Linked DNA regions of Homo sapiens: region 1 is linked to region 2. Evidence: read pairs that join two places in POLR2A ChIA-PET (ENCODE). Cell type or tissue: endothelial cell of umbilical vein. All regions are shown on one strand. Each heading gives the region's core, and the rest is flanking DNA. Links, peaks and the distances in the headings are about the cores only.

Region 1 (4,395 bases), core at 212-4,211, 59 kb before region 2:
TCTACTAAAAACACAAAAATTAGCTGGGTGTGGTGGCGCGGCACCTGTAGTCTCAGCTACTCGGGAGGATGAGGCACGAGAATCATTTGAACCCAGAAGGCAGAGATTGCAGTAAGCTGAGATCACGCCATTGTGCTCCCGCATGAGCGATAGAGTAAGACTCTGTCTCAAAAAAAAAAAAAGAAGAGGCCGGGCGCGGTGGCTCACGCATGTAATCCCAGCACTTTGGGAGGCCGAGGCGGGTGGATCACGAGGTCAGGAGATCAAGACCATCCTGGCTAACACGGTGAAATCCCGTCTCTACTAAAAATACAAAAAATTAGCCGGGCGTGGTGGCGGGCGCCTGTAGTCCCAGCTACTCAGGAGACTGAGGCAGGAGAATACTGTGAATCCGGGAGGCAGAGCTTGCAGTGAGCCAAGATTGCACCACTGCACTCCAGCCTGTGCGACAGTGCGAGACACCGTCTCAAAAAAAAAAAAAAAAAAAAAAACGAGAAGAAAAAAAAAATGAGCCACCCATTCTTCATTGCTGAAGATCTGCAATCACCATTGCTAACAGATAGAAATAGGAACATGAATACAATGCAGGAAACTAAATTTCATTATTATATAAAGTAACTTTGAAACCTTTTAATTCACCATTGATCTACTAAGCATGAAAGGCACCTAGAGATGAGAAAATCAGTTAGACACTATATCCTTGCCGTCACGGGGATAATAGTCTAATAGGAGAGAGTAAAGGGAAAGCAAACCTAAAACAATAGGGAAGGTACTCTAAGAGAAGTGCCAACAAATTACTAAGATACATAAATTGGAGGCTTGATTTTTTTTTTTTTTTTTTTTGCTAACCACGTTTTATTTTTTTTCTGAATTAAGTTAGCCTCAATATTCATTTATATTCTTTGTATATATGTCAGCTTGAAAACAGGAAGAGGTAGCCAAGAATTTGCTGAAAGCTGAAGTCCTGTATGCTGACGGTCAATAACTCCTGAACTGATGATAATGTTCTCACTTACACGACATGGAGATGGAGGTGGGGCAGGAGAAAATGAATGAATGGGACCCCATTGGCCTCAGGATTTTAGTGAGAGGACTGTCCCCATAATAGGTTGGGTGACTTTCAAAGACAGATGCCAGCTCTTTAGGATCTCCAGTTGTTTGGCAATGGCTTAACTGACATAAAACATGAGGGTGCCCCCATCTCAGCTTGTGGTCTTAAAAATATTTTCACTCCCCACCACCCCAGCATAAGTGGTATAGTTACATTCCAAAGAGACCCTCTGACGGCACCACACCAATCACAGCCTAAGAGAGGGACAGAAAAGTGTTGGTAGCTGAGGAGGGAGCCCCCAGATGCAGCATCTATATGTTAAAACTCTCTTCACAAGACTACACTTAAACAGCCTGCGCTGAAGCCGGCACGTGAACAAGGCTCTCCATGAAACAATGGAGTCAGGAAAGCTGAACCTGAGATTTTGCAGACAGCTGAGGATGTAACAGAGGGTTGTGAGAGCAAGTCTGCAGCAAGAGGAGGAGCAAGGAAGAGATTTTCACTTTCTCCTTACCTTCGGAATGGAGAGATAACAGTGTCTCTCAGAGGGAATTGTGATAATTAATCGTGATGATTAATAGCCTTATCCAGTGGCCCATACATAGTAAATAACAATTTCCTTCCATCCTATTATGGCTATGAGAATTTATTTTTAGTTACCTTGAACTATTTTTGCTGTTCTCAGGATCATAATCACTGCTCTCAAGAGAATCATCACTGGTCTCAGGATCATAATCAAATCCATCCCAACAGCCATTGTAGTGAACAATATTTACATGATCAAGTTTTGCCAATGCTTTTACTTCACGCTCCGCCTTCCTAGTTAAAAGGAACAGGGAACATGGCAGTGTCAGTGTACATCCCTCATAACAACCACAAAACACCTCATGTAATAGACAACTGTCTACATTCCCTTATTAAACCATTGCTGTGGTTCTCACATAGTTTTAGAATGGAAGCCAGGACATTCAAAAGGAAAAAGTGAACATACTGAAAAAAAACATAGCAGTTCTCACTCTCAAGATAAAATAAAAGGCAGTGGCCGGGCGCGGTGGCTCAGGCCTGTAATCCCAGCACTTTGGGAGGCGAAGGTGGGCGGATCACGAGGTCAGGAGTTCAAGACCAGCCTGACCAACATGGTGAAACCCCATCTCTACTAAAAATACAAAAAATTTAGCTGGGCACAGTGGCGCATGTCTGTAATCCCAGCTACTTGGGAGGCTGAGGCAGGAGAATCGCTTGAATCCAGGAGGCGGAGGTTGCAGTGAGCCAAGATTGCACCACTGCACTCCAGCCTGGGCAAAAGAGCAAGACTCTGTCTCAAAAAATAAATAAATAAAAGGCAGCGACTTAATGCCAAGCATCAGACAATTTAAAAATCATCTGTAGTACTCTTGAAATGCCAGTGATGTCATTTTAATTAATTTATTTATTTTATTGAGACAGAGTCTTGCTCTGTCACCCAGGTTGGAGTGCAGTGGCACAATCTTGGCTCATTGCAGCCTCAACCTTCTAGCCTCAAACAATTCTCCCACCTCAGTCTCCTGAGTAGCTGGGACCACAGGAGCACACCACCACACCCATCTAATTTTTTCTATTTTCTGTAGAGATGGGGTTTTGCCACGCTGCCCATGCTGGTCTCAAACTCCTGGGATCTAGCAATCCACCTGCCTCAGCCTCCCAAAGTGCTGGGATTGCAAGCATGAGCCAATGGACCCAGCCAGTGCAATTTTTCATAGCTAAATCATACATTATGTTTTGCTTAGATTTGTGTTAAAATCTTTGTATTTCACAAGCAAACCACATTTAGGCAGCAAGGCTAGGTAACCCAGGCAGTGTGAAGTACCTAATTCAGGATTTTCAATGTGTGGCAAATATACACAAAGAGGATAACTTATGCAGAGAAGGTGAAATGGTGGAAGGCTTTACAGGGATGTGTTGCCAAGACCTAAGAAAATTCCATGCTAAGTGCAGTAAATAAATTGGAGATTTCAAAGATGAGGAAGAATAATCATTTTACAATTTTATTTTTTAATGCAAGAAGTTTTAAAGTATATGACACAAATTTGCAAAAATAAAAAAAATTACTGATACTTTGACAATCCTAAAATAATGTTATTTTAGATTCTTCCTTTTTTTTTTGAGACAGGGTCTCACTCTGTCACCCAGGCTGGAGTGCAGTGGCAATGTTGGCTCACTGCAACCTCCACCCCTAGGGCTCAAGCGATCCTCCTACCTCAGCCTCCCTAGTAGCTAGGACCACAGGCACACACCACCACACTTGGCTAGTTTTTATATTTTTTGTAGAGACAGGGTTTCTCCATGTTGCCCAGGTTGGTCTCGCACTCCTGACCTCAAGTGATCCACCAGCCTTGGCCTCTCAAAGTGGTAGGATTACAGGCCTGAGCCACTGCACCCAGCCAGTCATTTTTTTTGAGAAGAGTCTTGCTTTGTCGCCCAGGCTGGAGTGCAATGGCGCGATCTTGGCTCACTGCAACCTCCGCCTCCTGGGTTCAAGCGATTCTCCTGCCTCAGCCTCCCAAGTAGCTGGGACTACAGGCGTACGCTGCCATGCCCAGCTAATTTTTGTATTTTTAGTAGAGACAGAGTTTCACCATGTTGGCCAGATGGCCTCAGTCTCTTGACCTCGTGATCTGCCTGTCTTGGCCTCCCAAAGTGCTGGGATTACAGGCGTGAGCCACCATGCCTGGCCCAGCCAGTCATTTTTAATGGCTGCAAAACAGCCATCGATCAGGGGACAGAACAAAATATATATACTCATTTCTTTACTGCTGGATATTTTGTTTGTTCTAACTTTTTACTGTTAATGAATGACACTGTGATTTATATCTTCTTGGATATAAATCCATAATTTGAATAACATTCTTTTTTTTTTTTTGGAGATAGGGTCTCACTCTGTCACCCAGGCTGTAGTGCAGTGGTGTGACCATGGCTCACTGCAGCCTCCACCTACTGGGCTCAAATGGTCCTCCCACCTCAGCTTCTGAAGTAGCTGAGACTACAGGCGTGGCTACCACACCGGCCTAATTACTGTATTTTTTGTAGAGGTGGAGTTTTGCCATGTTGCCCCAGGCTAGTCTCAAACTCCTGGGCTCAAGTGATCCACTCACCTCAGCCTCCCTAAATAGTATTCTTTTTATTATTTTTATTTTTATTTTTTTTTGAGAGGGAGTTTCGCTTTTGTTGCCCAGGCTGGAGTGCAATGGCATGATCTGGGCTCACCACAAGCTCCGCCTCCCGGGTTCAAGCAATTCTTCTGACTCAGCCTCTCGAGAAGCTGAGATTACAGGCATGCGCCATCACACCCAGCTAATTTTGTATTT
Region 2 (4,395 bases), core at 286-4,285:
TTTGGTTCCCAGATCTACCTAAATCTTCTTCCTTTACCCTAAAACACATTTGGGTTTTCACATTTATGTGGTCATCTGATCAAGTAAGAATAATTCTTTTACCAACAGCCATACCTTGTCCTTTCATGAACTGTCTGAAGAATTCATCCCAAGAGCCATAGCTTGGAATATCGGGGACATCGTTGTGGAAATGCAAAAAAGATACTGCTGTATCTTTAGGGTTTCGAAATATCACCAATATCTAGGGAGCAAAAATTGAGTTAATTTATTTGGGTCTATGTTTTGAAATTTGGAAAATTAAAAGGGTGAGCAATATCATCATGTCCACTCGTATATTACATAATTGTGTTAATATATAGAGAAAGAATGACAGTAGGAAACTGAGGAACAGGAGGTGGCTGATGGGGAAATCTGGGGAAAGGAGAGAAAGAAGAAGAAAAAGATTGATATTGTTGCAAAGGATTCTTGCAAATGAATTTAGGCAATAAGATGCACAGAAGATGTAAAAAGGAAAAAAAGACCAAGCTCACTAGGATAATCACAAGAGTATGACCTGAAAGCTTAAATCCTCAAATAAAAATTGCAAATAATGTTAAGGACGACAAAAATAATGTTTTAGAGTTGGTAGGAGAAGATTAAAGAATGGCAAAGCCCACTCTCTGGGTATGATGTTTATGGGTGAGTACATGACACAGAACGTCTGAATTCCTATATCTGCCTTCTTTGATGAGGAAAGTGTTCCTTTGGATGAGTAGCATGAAATAAACATCGTAAAGAACAAACTGAAACCCCAGAGAACCAAAAGATTGCAGAGGATCACACGTCTGCTCTGAGTTCAGCCTTCTGGCCTGAAGCCTTCTATTTCAAGAACTGAGGAAACTGGAGGACACATGATCCAGCATGTTCCTGAATTCCGAGGAATCTGAAAACATGTGAGGCCAGACAACTAGAACAGGCAGAAGTCATTTCATTTTCAGAAAGGGGAAAGATGTGGATTTTGCAAAGTGCAGATTTGTGATATTCACTTTCATTTGGGAGAAGTCTAGAATTGACTAAAAACAAGATTTGGGGCCACATAAAAGAGGAAACTGTAACCAACAGGGGGCAACATGGACCCTCTAAGAACAAGTCAGCTAACACCTGGATTTTTTCAACATGGTTTTAGATTAGTAGGTGGAGTAGCTTATGATTTCTCCTACAGAAAAAGTAAGAATGTAAGGCAGAATCAGGAGCAGTTAGGCATATGAAACTGACTGGGGGCTGGGCATGGTGGCTTATGCCTGTTATCCCAGCACTTTGTGAGGCTGAGGCGGCTGGATCACTTGAGATCAGGAGTTCGAGACCAGCCTGGCCAACATGGGGAAACCCTGGTGCTACTAAAAATACAAAAATTAGCCAGGCGCAGTGTTGTGCACCTGTAGTCTCAGCTACTCGGGAGGCTGAGGCAGGAGAATTGGTTGAACCTAGGAGACGGAGGTTGTCATGAGCCAAGATTGTGCCATTTCACTGCATCCTGGGCAGCAGAGCAAGACTCCATCTCAACAATAACAACAATAACAAAACTGACTGGGTATAAATAGTTAATTAACTAATGTAAACCTGCTGGGAGGTTTTTAATAAGCCCTTCCACTCTCTTGGCTGGGTAATAGTTAATGTTTTAATGAATCATTTAGGTAAAGATATAGAAGCTATATTTACCAAATTTGTAAATAACATGAAAGTGGGAGGGAATCAGGATCTCAAAATACCTTGTCTGCCTAAAGAATTTAACTAACACCAACAGGATAAAATTGAGTAGAGATCAATGGGTCTGGGTCTTGTCTTGTACTTAGATCTAACACTCTTCCCTCCCCCTAGTCCAAATATAGTAGATTCTTGCCATTTGAGGGCTTTATATTTGAGGCTTTAACTACCACTCAGTTGCCCTGGCTTGTAGCAATCTGTAAGTTTACAAAGACATAAATTTGAATTTGAGGGCTAATTGGCTGGAGTATGAACAAATTCCCCACGTCAACGTCTTACCTCCCTGCTGTTGCTCTTGTTTTTTGTTGTTTTTCAGACCGGGTCTGACTCTGTTACCCAGGCTAGAGTGCAGTGGCGCGATCTCACTCACTGCAACCTCTGCCTCCTGGGCTCAAGCAATCCTCCATCTCAGCCTCCCAAGTAGCTGGGACCACAGCGGTGCACCACCATGCCCGGCTAATTTTTGTATTTTTTGTAGAGACAGGGGTCTCACTATGTTGCCAAGGCTGGTCTTGAACTCCTGGGCTCAAGCGATCCCTCCTGCTTCGGCCTCCCAAAGTGCTGGGATTACAGATGTGAGCCACTGCATCCAGCCCCTGTTGCTCTTTTCTTGCCCTTATATTCTTACAAATGTGAAACTCTGTTCAAAAGCCTGCGTGCCCCAAGTCCAACGCTTTATAAATTACTTCAGCTCTGTTTATTATAGAGACACTAAGGAAAAATGTGTTAACTGCATTCAATGGGGGAAATTACGTGTTAAAATGGTATTTCAGACTTTACACATTCGCGATATAAGGAAAAACTGTTTAACAGAGCTATTCAAAGCTGGCTTAGGGGATACTGGAGATCTTTATCATTGGAGGTGCTGAATCATGGTCCAGCTGCTTAGTGGAATTCAAACACTCAATGGGAATTAGCATAGATGACCTTTAAGATATTTTCCCATTTTAAGCTACTAGGATTCTTGTATCACAGCCACAAAGCTGCTCATTCTAAACCTCCACTTCCCTAAGGTTTGCTTTCCTACTCTTCCTTTCTTATTTTGCTTCCCCTCCTGCCTCTTACCATTGAAATTGTAGTCATCTTAACAGTTTTCCTGTTGTGCCTTTCTTTGCTCTTACCTCACTATTCTCCCATTCTTCTTGCTAGCATTCGGCAGAAGTTAAATTTTTTTTTTTTTTTTTTGAGACAAGGTCTCGCTCTGCCGCCCAGGCTGGAGAGCAGTGGCGAGATTTTGGCTCACTGCAACGTCCGCCTCTCAGATTCAAGCGATTCTGCTGCCTCAGGCTCCCAAGTAGCTGAGATTACAGGCACGTGCTATCACACCTGGCTATTTTTAGTAGGTTGGTGCAAAAATTGGGGGTTTTGCCATTAAAAGTAATTCAAAAAACGCAATTACTTTTGCACCAACCTAATATTTTTTGTAGAGATGTGGTTTCACCATGTTGGCCAGGCTGGTCTCGAACTACTGACTTCAAGTGATCTGCCCACCTCGGCCTCTCAAAGTGCTGGGATTACAAGTGTGAGTCACCGCACCCTGCAGGGAGTTTAAATAAATCTTGATTGTAACTAATTCAAATCATTTTCTTCTGAGACAGAAAAAAGGCACCAAGAAATAAGGAACAGAGGGGAGACCAGGAGAGAGGAAACAGAAAGGGTTGGGTAAAAACTAGTAATTACAAGAAATATATCAATACTGATTAATAAAACAACATTTTTAAACAAATGATAAGAACAGCCAAAGCACATATAGTTCTGTATGCATGCTGTGAAGTTTGTTACTACATGTGAAATTCAAAAATAAAATAGTTTCAGCGAGGCATGGTGTCCCATGCCTGTAATCTCACCACTTTGGGAGGCCTTGGTGGCAGAAGGATCTCTTGAAGTCAGGAGTTCGAGACCAGCCTGGGCAACATAGTGAGATGCTGTCTCTATAAAAATTTTAAATATATTTGAAAAAATAGTTTTAGGCCTCAGGTAAATAGTGCTCACCAGAAAGAAAGGAACAATTTTTTTCTCATTTTACTAAATTGTATTTTTTGTGTGTGCATGAAACACTCTAAATATTCTATCAGGATTCAGAAAATTATTCACTGTAAAACAGATTATAAAATACATTTTATTCTATGCATATGTTTTATTTCCTTGTTGAAAATGCATTTGACTTGAGTGCAACTATAGCAAATATATGTCAAGAAAGAAACAAAAACAAAAAAACTAAATGTCACAGTTCATTTATTAAGCTTCTATGAGAAGGAACAAACTCATGATCTACTTCCAAAAACTAATATCTATACATAGAAATTTCAAAGAATTATCAGTAGGAAAGGACACTCACCTTGGCTTTATTCTCGAAGATAGACCCAGGTAATTTGTCATAGTGGAGGTGAGTTGCCAAAATCCTTGGTGATGGAAAGCCTTTCATTCTCTTAAAAATATACACAAAAAGGTGAAAATGTGCACGTGTGTGCATGTGTGTGTGTGTGTTGAATCACTCCTAGGTTTGGTATCTAAGTGATAGTTTCTAGCACTACTGTCACTATATCTTCTCCTCCTCCTCCAATTTTTCTTTTTTGAAACAGAGTCTCACTCTGTCGCCCAGGCTGTAGTGTTGTGGCGCGATCTCAGCTCACCGCAACCTCTGCCTCCCGG

The links. ChIA-PET counts read pairs that join two places held together with the same protein. Peaks named below come from ENCODE experiments on the same cell type or tissue, not always from the same donor. Only the 100,000 strongest peaks of a DNase experiment are listed, where the experiment ranks them.
Region 1: POLR2A ChIA-PET joins it to region 2 with 5 read pairs; 3 of 35 experiments call an interaction of 5 or more read pairs at or near these places.

Annotation. Positions count from the first base shown.
Region 1 is chr2:37,120,795-37,125,189 of GRCh38, forward strand. It overlaps EIF2AK2 (eukaryotic translation initiation factor 2 alpha kinase 2), which reads right to left. Exons shown (of 17, transcript NM_001135651.3): 12 at 1,712-1,870. Among named protein-coding and RNA genes, the nearest start is that of EIF2AK2, 34 kb to the right of the region's middle. In endothelial cell of umbilical vein, for the core only: no CTCF peak of the experiment used is centred there; no DNase peak of the experiment used is centred there.
Region 2 is chr2:37,179,344-37,183,738 of GRCh38, forward strand. It overlaps SULT6B1 (sulfotransferase family 6B member 1), which reads right to left. Exons shown (of 7, transcript NM_001367551.1): 3 at 4,082-4,171; 4 at 115-241. Among named protein-coding and RNA genes, the nearest start is that of SULT6B1, 7.1 kb to the right of the region's middle. In endothelial cell of umbilical vein, for the core only: no CTCF peak of the experiment used is centred there; a DNase peak (open chromatin) is centred at 2,608; H3K27ac peaks cover 1,315 bases.